2 separate regions of the Homo sapiens genome follow, and region 2 is linked to region 1. Evidence: chromatin contacts called from ENCODE Hi-C or POLR2A ChIA-PET data. All regions are on one chromosome and are shown on one strand. Each heading gives the region's core, a stretch centred on a gene start or an enhancer-like site at or near the end of the contact. The rest is flanking DNA. Distances are from core to core; before and after follow the strand shown. Region 1 holds the start of LINC00486 (long intergenic non-protein coding RNA 486). Region 2 overlaps LTBP1 (latent transforming growth factor beta binding protein 1).

Region 1 (3,734 bases), core at 853-3,352:
TATAAAGTTCTCCAAGAGAAATTCTGTGAGGTCTCTGTTAATAATAGCCTGTGGTTTGTTAAGATTATTTACTCTTGGCCGGGCACGGTGGCTCACGCCTGTAATCCCAGCACTTTGGGAGGCCGAGGCGGGTGAATCACCTGAGGTCAGGAGTTCAAGACCAGTGTGGCCAACATGGTGAAACCCTGTCTCTAATAAAAATACAAAAAAATTAGCCGAGCATGGCGGTGGGTGCCTGTAATCCCAGCTACTCAGGAGGCTGAGGCAGGACAATCGCTTGAACCCGGGAGGCGGAGGTTTCAGTGAGCCGAGATTGCGCCACTACACTCCAGTCTGGGCAACAAGAGCAAAACTCCATTTCAAAAAAAAAAAAAAAAAAAAATATATATATATATATATATATATGTAATTTACTCTTTTTGAATAAAAAGTTTTAATAAATTCCTCACCAGCTTTTCCCCAGAGGTAGCATAATAAGCATAGTAAATGGGGCCCCTAACTGCAAAAGAGAGAAGATAGGCTTCAGTGGAATACCTAAATGCAAACTCAAGAAGCTTGCAGCGATGGTATTGAGACTGGAAGGCAGAGCAGTGGCCGTGTGTTGAGAGGTGGGAGCAGGTGGGACTCAGAGCTCAGATTCCCAGAGTGGACGTTGAAGTCCCCATTTAGGGGTGGAAGGCTTGGACCCACCTAGGATGGAGCCTTAGCACAGATGAGGACACAGCCATTGAAAGCATCGACTTATTTGACTGTGTTATCAAGACTGTTCTTATGCTGTACTTGTTTCTCTTGGGCATGCCATTAGTGTGGTATTCATAAGCAGAAATGTAAAAAAGAAATGACAAGAAGTATGTGTAGTAAATCCACCTACTTTCCAGACTTAGTTCAAAGATTATGACCTAAGCAGAGGTCTGGTTAGTTTAGGCTTTGTGAACGTTTGTCCAAATTATAGTAGGTTTACTAGCTAAAAACCCTGGGTGAGTCTGATGAAAAGTATTTCTTTTTTTCCATTGCTGTTTTTGTAACATCCACATCAATCTAAATTGCTGTTTAGATAAGGTAACTCTACTTTACTGGCCAAGAGTGAGGAATAAAATCTGTTAAGTGGATGCAACACACTTCCTTTCTGCCTATTCATTCAAAAGGCCCTATAGTGAAATGGCAAAGAGCCTTTATTCAAATGGTGGGTGCCATGCTGTGGTAATACAGATGGATTTTTCACAACATGCAGAAGTGCTTATAAATAGATACGTTTCAATCAACAAGTAGCTTATTCAGGCATGTGCTCAAATATAGTAGCTGCATTCATTAGACAGACATTTCCACTAATCCCAAGACTATACTAATAAAAGAGTAATCCCTTATGGGCTAAAGGTGGTGCTGGTTTGCTTTTAACTCTTGGAGTCCTTCACACACCAAGGCCTAATAATAATTGTAGCTGTATTTGGTTTTCACCAAGTGAACTTAACCCATTTATGCCGGAGGTTGCAATTTTTAAAATTTTTGCAATCAGAGCTTGGTGATGACCTTGAGCAGTAGAATATAAATAACTCTCACACGCTTAGCGTTCCGATAATGGAACACTAAGCATAAATGGGTTAAAAGCCGAGCTTATCTTGGAATTTTTCTATTCTTATTTTTTTAAATTGCAGGAGCTTAGTGAAGAAAGAGGTGCTTTTTACTCTAGATATGTAGCTTTCAGCAAAGCCAATTCAAAAATCAGTTTGTGTGTGTGTATGTTTTCTCGATACTTTATCATAAAGCACTTGTCTCTTTCACCTTGGTTCATAGAAGTGTTCGCTTGAGCAGATTCTGTTTTGTTCTTTGATGTTAGGATAAATAACAATGGTCAGTTTTGAGAGCATTTGCAAGCTCTCACTATAGTGGTTTGCCTTTTTACGTGGACTTTTTCCCCTTCAATAGCTCTTTACTCCTCCTATGTTACTCAGAGCTAGCTGTAATCCGTTTGCTTAGCACAACACCAAAATCTTTCCCTTGCCAGTGGTGTCAAATCTGCCTTCCTTTTTATTATTCTGACTTATAAACTGCAGTGACCTCTGAGTCAACTTCGCCATCTCTTGGCCCTGTGCCAACATTGTGTTCTGTGAAAAGAGAGTCCTGCCAAGGGCTACGAGGCAGAAAACTGATATTATTAAAGTGGTCTTCTGAACGGTAAGTATCAGCCATTTTCTAATCTTTTGTGATGTTATTGCCAGAAAGGGGGAGGGGGGGGTAAATCATGTTAATGTTGTTAAGGATCTAACCCATGCATTGCTAACTTTTTCCAGATCGAGGGCTCAGATGCACATCAGTATCTATAGGCACACAGAAATTATTGCACAGCGCTGTTCACAGACAGATGTGCTTCTTGAAGACTCTATTACTGTGAGACTCGAAGAAGTTTCTTAATGTCTGAGCCTCAGTTCCATTATCTGTAGCCTGTTAGTGATCCATATTGTACAGGGGTGTTATATACAATACCAGTTGAGAAGATGCATATAAAGTGCTTTAAAAATAAATGATATAGAAACATGATGCAAGCAAGAGTGTCTTCGAAACCATTTGATTATTAACACTGACAACCTTTTCTGTGCCCCACTCAGAAGCCTGATGACATTCAGTGCTGCTGGGCTGTGATACCAAAATGTTTATTAGCATTTTCATTCTATAGCAACCTTTTCCCCATTTCTGGGTGGCAAGTGGTGATAAGGGAAGGGATAAAGAAGAAAACATGATGGATTTTTATGAAGTAAACGAGAAAGAACCAAGTTCCCATCATTAGGATTTCTCAGGTTGGTGCTAAGAAAAGGAAAGAAAAAGAGGATGGGGAGTAACAGGCAAAAGCAAAACAAAAAACTGATGAAATGGGGAAGTGGCTGACTAGGATGAAGTCAGAGAATTAGAAGACCTGGATGAAGTCTCAGCTTTACCGCCTCCTAGCTGTGACCACACCTGAGCTCCTGAACCTCTCAGCCCCAATTTCCTCAGCTATAAAAATGCAAATACCCACCCTACAGACCAGACTGAATTTATCAGATGATGTATGTGAAGTACTATGTGAGCAACTGTGTACAATTAGTTATTGTTATGATCAAGAGAAAGGGGCATTGTGGATGGTCTATCGGTTCCCAGGGGCTGGTGGAGTCCCTGGATAGGAGTATGCAGCAACTTGGCTCCAGTTTCTGTAATCCCATGGGGGTCAGAACCCTGGGGTTTGAGAAACAATGCTGCAGAATATCTTTCAGTCTTGTCCTTCATCACTCTATTTACTGAATCAATTTGGCCTAGAGGATATCTGGTGCCAGGGTTGATAAAAGCTGTCTTGGGATTTTTACAGCTGTCTGGTCAGAAGACATGCTTATGCCATAACAGCTCCAGCTCCTTCTCTCACTCTCTCTCTCTCTCTCTCACACACACACACACACACACACACACACACACACGAACAGCACTAGAATGTGCTTTACATATGAAGTTGATTCCCCTGATCATTATCAGTAGGACATAGGGTGATTTCTTCAGATAGGTATGCTCTGATTAATGTTCACCCTCCTCCTTTAATAAATTGCAGAAGTGTCCCATGTTTATCTCCAAAAAATTAGAAAATACAAATAAGCAAGAAGAAAAAAAATCATCCAAAATCCCACCCCTGTAGAAGTTAACCCTGTTAACTTTTTTGTATATCCTTCCAGACTATTATATAAATAAATACACATATATCTGAGAGATATTGG
Region 2 (3,734 bases), core at 365-2,864, 210 kb after region 1:
CTACTTTTTGTTATCTCTACCCCTATCGATATCAACTTCCGTGTATCTTCTCTGTGTTTTTCTTGCTACACTAGGAGTGATCCACTCACCTATATTCCTCCTCCTTTAGGTGACAGAAGTCCTACATCTTGATTATCCTGTATTGGTGAACTGGAAAGGAACCTTGGGTAATCACACACAGATGTATAATAACCAACAGGTTGTTAGGCTCTAAATGTCTTCCTAGCTGGACTGCATTCTCATTAGTTATTATTTAAAATAATATAAAATAAGTAACAGTATGACACAAAAATTGCATATGTATTTGATACTATTAATAAAGCAGTTTTTGTTTCAGACTTATATTCATTTAATTTAGCTATTAAGGTCTAAAGTTGCTAGGAAAGTTTTTGTGATTTGCTTTGTGAAGTAGTGTAGTAACATGCTGCTTGATAAAAATAATGGTAATTGCCTTTCACAGAATCAGAAATGCTTTTCATACCTAGTGAGGAAATGCTATACTTCTTTTAAAAAACTTACATATCCATATCAGCTTTATGTTCAGATTAATTTAGGATGTTCATAAAAAACAAGGATTTGATCAAGCTCAGCTTTATGTTCAAATAATTTAGGATGTTCATGAAAAACAAGGATTTGATCAAGCTCCATTAGGAAGTCTTTGACAAGAAACCAAAAGAAATGATTGGGACTTTCAATTTCACATGTATTTGTTGAATATTTACTGTGTGCCAGGCAGTGTGCTAGCAGCCAAACTAAATAGTCTTTAGTTTCAATGAATAATTGATAACTGGAATGTTTCTTCCATCATTTCTAGTGTAAGTGGTTTTTTTTTTCATTTTTAGTAGAGAGCTATATTTTCATAGGACAAAACATGTAATACTGTCCCCTCTGTTGATATTAAGTCAGATATTTTATCTGTTCAGTCAAAGCCCAGTTCTGGTGTTAATGGGCCTGGATTTAATTAATTAAAGGATTAACTTACTGTATCATTACCTGTGTGCACCAGGCACCCTTCTGAATTGCAGACAGCATGTAGGAAGATCTAACTAAACTTTAACCTTACAAGTACAAACCACTTCTAGGTGTTCTCAGGTGTGAACAATCAGATGCAAGCGGGAAAGAGATCAGAAACACTGACAATAATAATGCATGAAATAATAGCTCCTGTAGAGTTTTAGAAGAAAGGGTTGAGCTGACTATGGTGGGGGAAAAAAGGGACTTTTTTTTTTTTTTAATGTGTGTGATGTTCTACAGAAACAGCAATCTGAAAGCTAACTGGCTGCAGCTGGATGGACTTTCTTTTGTATGGAGACGCTGCCTCTAGTGTTTAGGAAAAAATGCACACTAGAAAATAGTGCAACATTATGGTGCCATCTGTCTTGAAAATGAATTATTTTTTATTGTCTGCTTTATAGTAGTTCCCAGACAAAACTTGAAAAAACTTCAACTAGCTTTGGTGCTATTTTGCGTATGGACAGTTTCAGCAGGCAGAAGCCTTTAAAGTTGTATTTCAAAGCGCCTCAGGAGTTATCGATGTGATGTGATGAGACTGTTTGCCATATAAGCCTCTCAAGAGGCCACAGCCCTAACCCCCTCCCCGGCTCCCTGGGGGACAGGAGAGCAGATGGAGTCGTGTTTGCATCATTCACCGTCCTAATTGGGTTTGTGACTGGCTGTTAGGGCATCTTTCTCTCAGATGGCATTTTCTTCTTTAATTCAAAGTTTCACTTTCTCCTTAGCAGCGTTCTGGATTGTTTTTGAGGGAATGATGGCATGGATACGCAAATCTACAGAGTTAGAAGAAAGAGACGAGACTTGAAGGATTGTTGTTCTAAAAAAAAAAAAAAGGCTAAAATGCATTTATTTCTCAGACTTCTTTAGAATAAGTGCAAATGAAAAAGAATACTGAAAACATTTTCAGAACCCATGAAAACACTTGTCGGTATTAATATAATTAAGGTATTTAAGTTTAAATGTTTAAAGCTGATCTTTGAGGTGTTTTAGCTGGGCTTCTACTTGAAATTTTGTAGTGTGAATGTATATCAACTATTTATAAACTAGCTGAAGGGAGTTAAGCTATTAATGTTTGGATTTTAAAATCTATAAGGATCAGAAAATGGGTTTTGTATTCCATATCATCTAGAATGATGACAGGCCTGGAAGCATAGGACAGAGCTGGCACATTTTCAAAGGAATTCTTCCCTGGTCTGGATACTATAATGAGCACAACTGCATTTTGGTGGATTTATTATATACAGTACACAACATATATAACCATTTGGAAGTTGGGTTTGCTTTCTGGTTAGAGGTGCACTGGTTATAGCTGATTATGTATAGGGTTTGAAATAGCATCTGGTTAAAAATTTGAGGGGCTGACATTTCCTCTCAGAGACTGGTGAAAATGAATAAATACGCAATATGGAAATATCCATGCCAATCAATTAGTAGAAGGGTTTAAATAAAAAAAAAAGGATGCAATTTGAACATTTACGATTATGCCAGTGGGCAGCAGGTGGCAAGCTTTGCTTTTCAATGTTCTTCAGTTTTATTTTTATACCGCAGAATGCCAAAATTTGAAGAGGGGGGTTTAACTCCACTGGAATATGTCATTTCTTGGCAGTGCAACCTCGAACCACCTTCTTTGCTCATTGTGCATAATTGCCTTTCTTTGGATGCCGTAGCCGACCCTTGGTTCCCCTTGTTGCCGATGGATAGGAATTAATTCATATGAGCAATGTTCTATTCTCTTGTGATTTTAGCAACACGTTGCTAATGGAGAAAATAAATTAGAAACAAATGAGTTTCTTAAAGCAGTCCTTGTATGATTTATAAGAGATTTTCTTGTGTAGTTTTACTTAGTTCTAAATGACACATAAATTGCTTTTAATTTAAAAAATTCTAACTGGCTATATACCTTGATATGGAGATGAGAAGTAAGCAAAACTGCGTAGAGTTCCATGAAAGTGTTTTGAAAAATTAGAGAGGAAAAACACATTTTGAGACCAGAATAGAAGACCATTATCTTTTCATAGGCTAAACTGTGTAGTCAGGATTTGAATTTTAAATCCGGAAAAGAGAGCAAGCTTGAAATGGGAGTGATGGTGAGGTGGACACCAAATTATTTTATAGTCTACTGTATTTCTTCATACTTTCTAGATAAAAAATTCTTTTTGGGTTGTTTTATGCATTGTGAGAAATTCGGAAGAATGGAGAAGAATGCAAAAGCATATCAAATCACTGTAAACATTTAATAGTCTACAAATATTTAACACTTGCTGTGTACTCAATTTTTTGTAGGCCGTTTGTTAGAATTGAGTTCACATGGGGTATAATTCTACGTTCACGACTTGACATTCTCAACCTCAGTTCAGCATTTTTTCTTTTTAGAAAAGAGATCGTTCATAATGATTATAATTTACAACACACATATTTTAAAGGATAGTAATAAAAAAACCCAAACTGTTGTACCCACTACGTAGCTGAAGAAATAAAAACACTGTTGTCATTATCTTAGAGGCTCTTACGTGGTCCTTGTTAATTCCTTTATCCTTTTTTCCCAGAAAATAATTTATATCAGTTATTTCCTGCTTTTCTTTATAGTGTTACCACATTTTTAGGTATATCTGGATACTGTGCTGTTTAGTTTTTGACTTTTAAACAAATGTCATATTGTTTGTATTCTTCTGAGACTTGCTTTTCTTGCTCAAGGTGTTTTTGACATTCTTCTGTAACAG

Evidence for each region. Hi-C counts contacts between places; a loop is a spot of excess contacts on that map. ChIA-PET counts read pairs that join two places held with the same protein, here RNA polymerase II (POLR2A). Pooled maps may share reads with other maps.
Region 2: a loop to region 1 is called in a pooled map, with 2.8 times the contacts of the local background. The contact joins the enhancer-like site here to the promoter of LINC00486 in region 1. A Hi-C loop is called at or near these places in 7 of 50 pooled maps. POLR2A ChIA-PET finds 5 or more read pairs at or near these places in 2 of 52 experiments (BJ and PC-9).

What each region holds. Positions count from the first base shown.
Region 1 is chr2:32,823,339-32,827,072 of GRCh38, forward strand. LINC00486 (long intergenic non-protein coding RNA 486) reads left to right here and starts at 2,103. Exons shown (of 5, transcript NR_183193.1): 1 at 2,103-2,172.
Region 2 is chr2:33,032,396-33,036,129 of GRCh38, forward strand. All of the region lies in intron 3 of LTBP1 (latent transforming growth factor beta binding protein 1), which reads left to right. Among named protein-coding and RNA genes, the nearest start is that of LTBP1, 87 kb to the left of the region's middle. Within about 2 kb of position 1,615, at least 5 of the 41 ENCODE cell types and tissues checked have a DNase peak (open chromatin) inside an H3K27ac peak, as active enhancers do.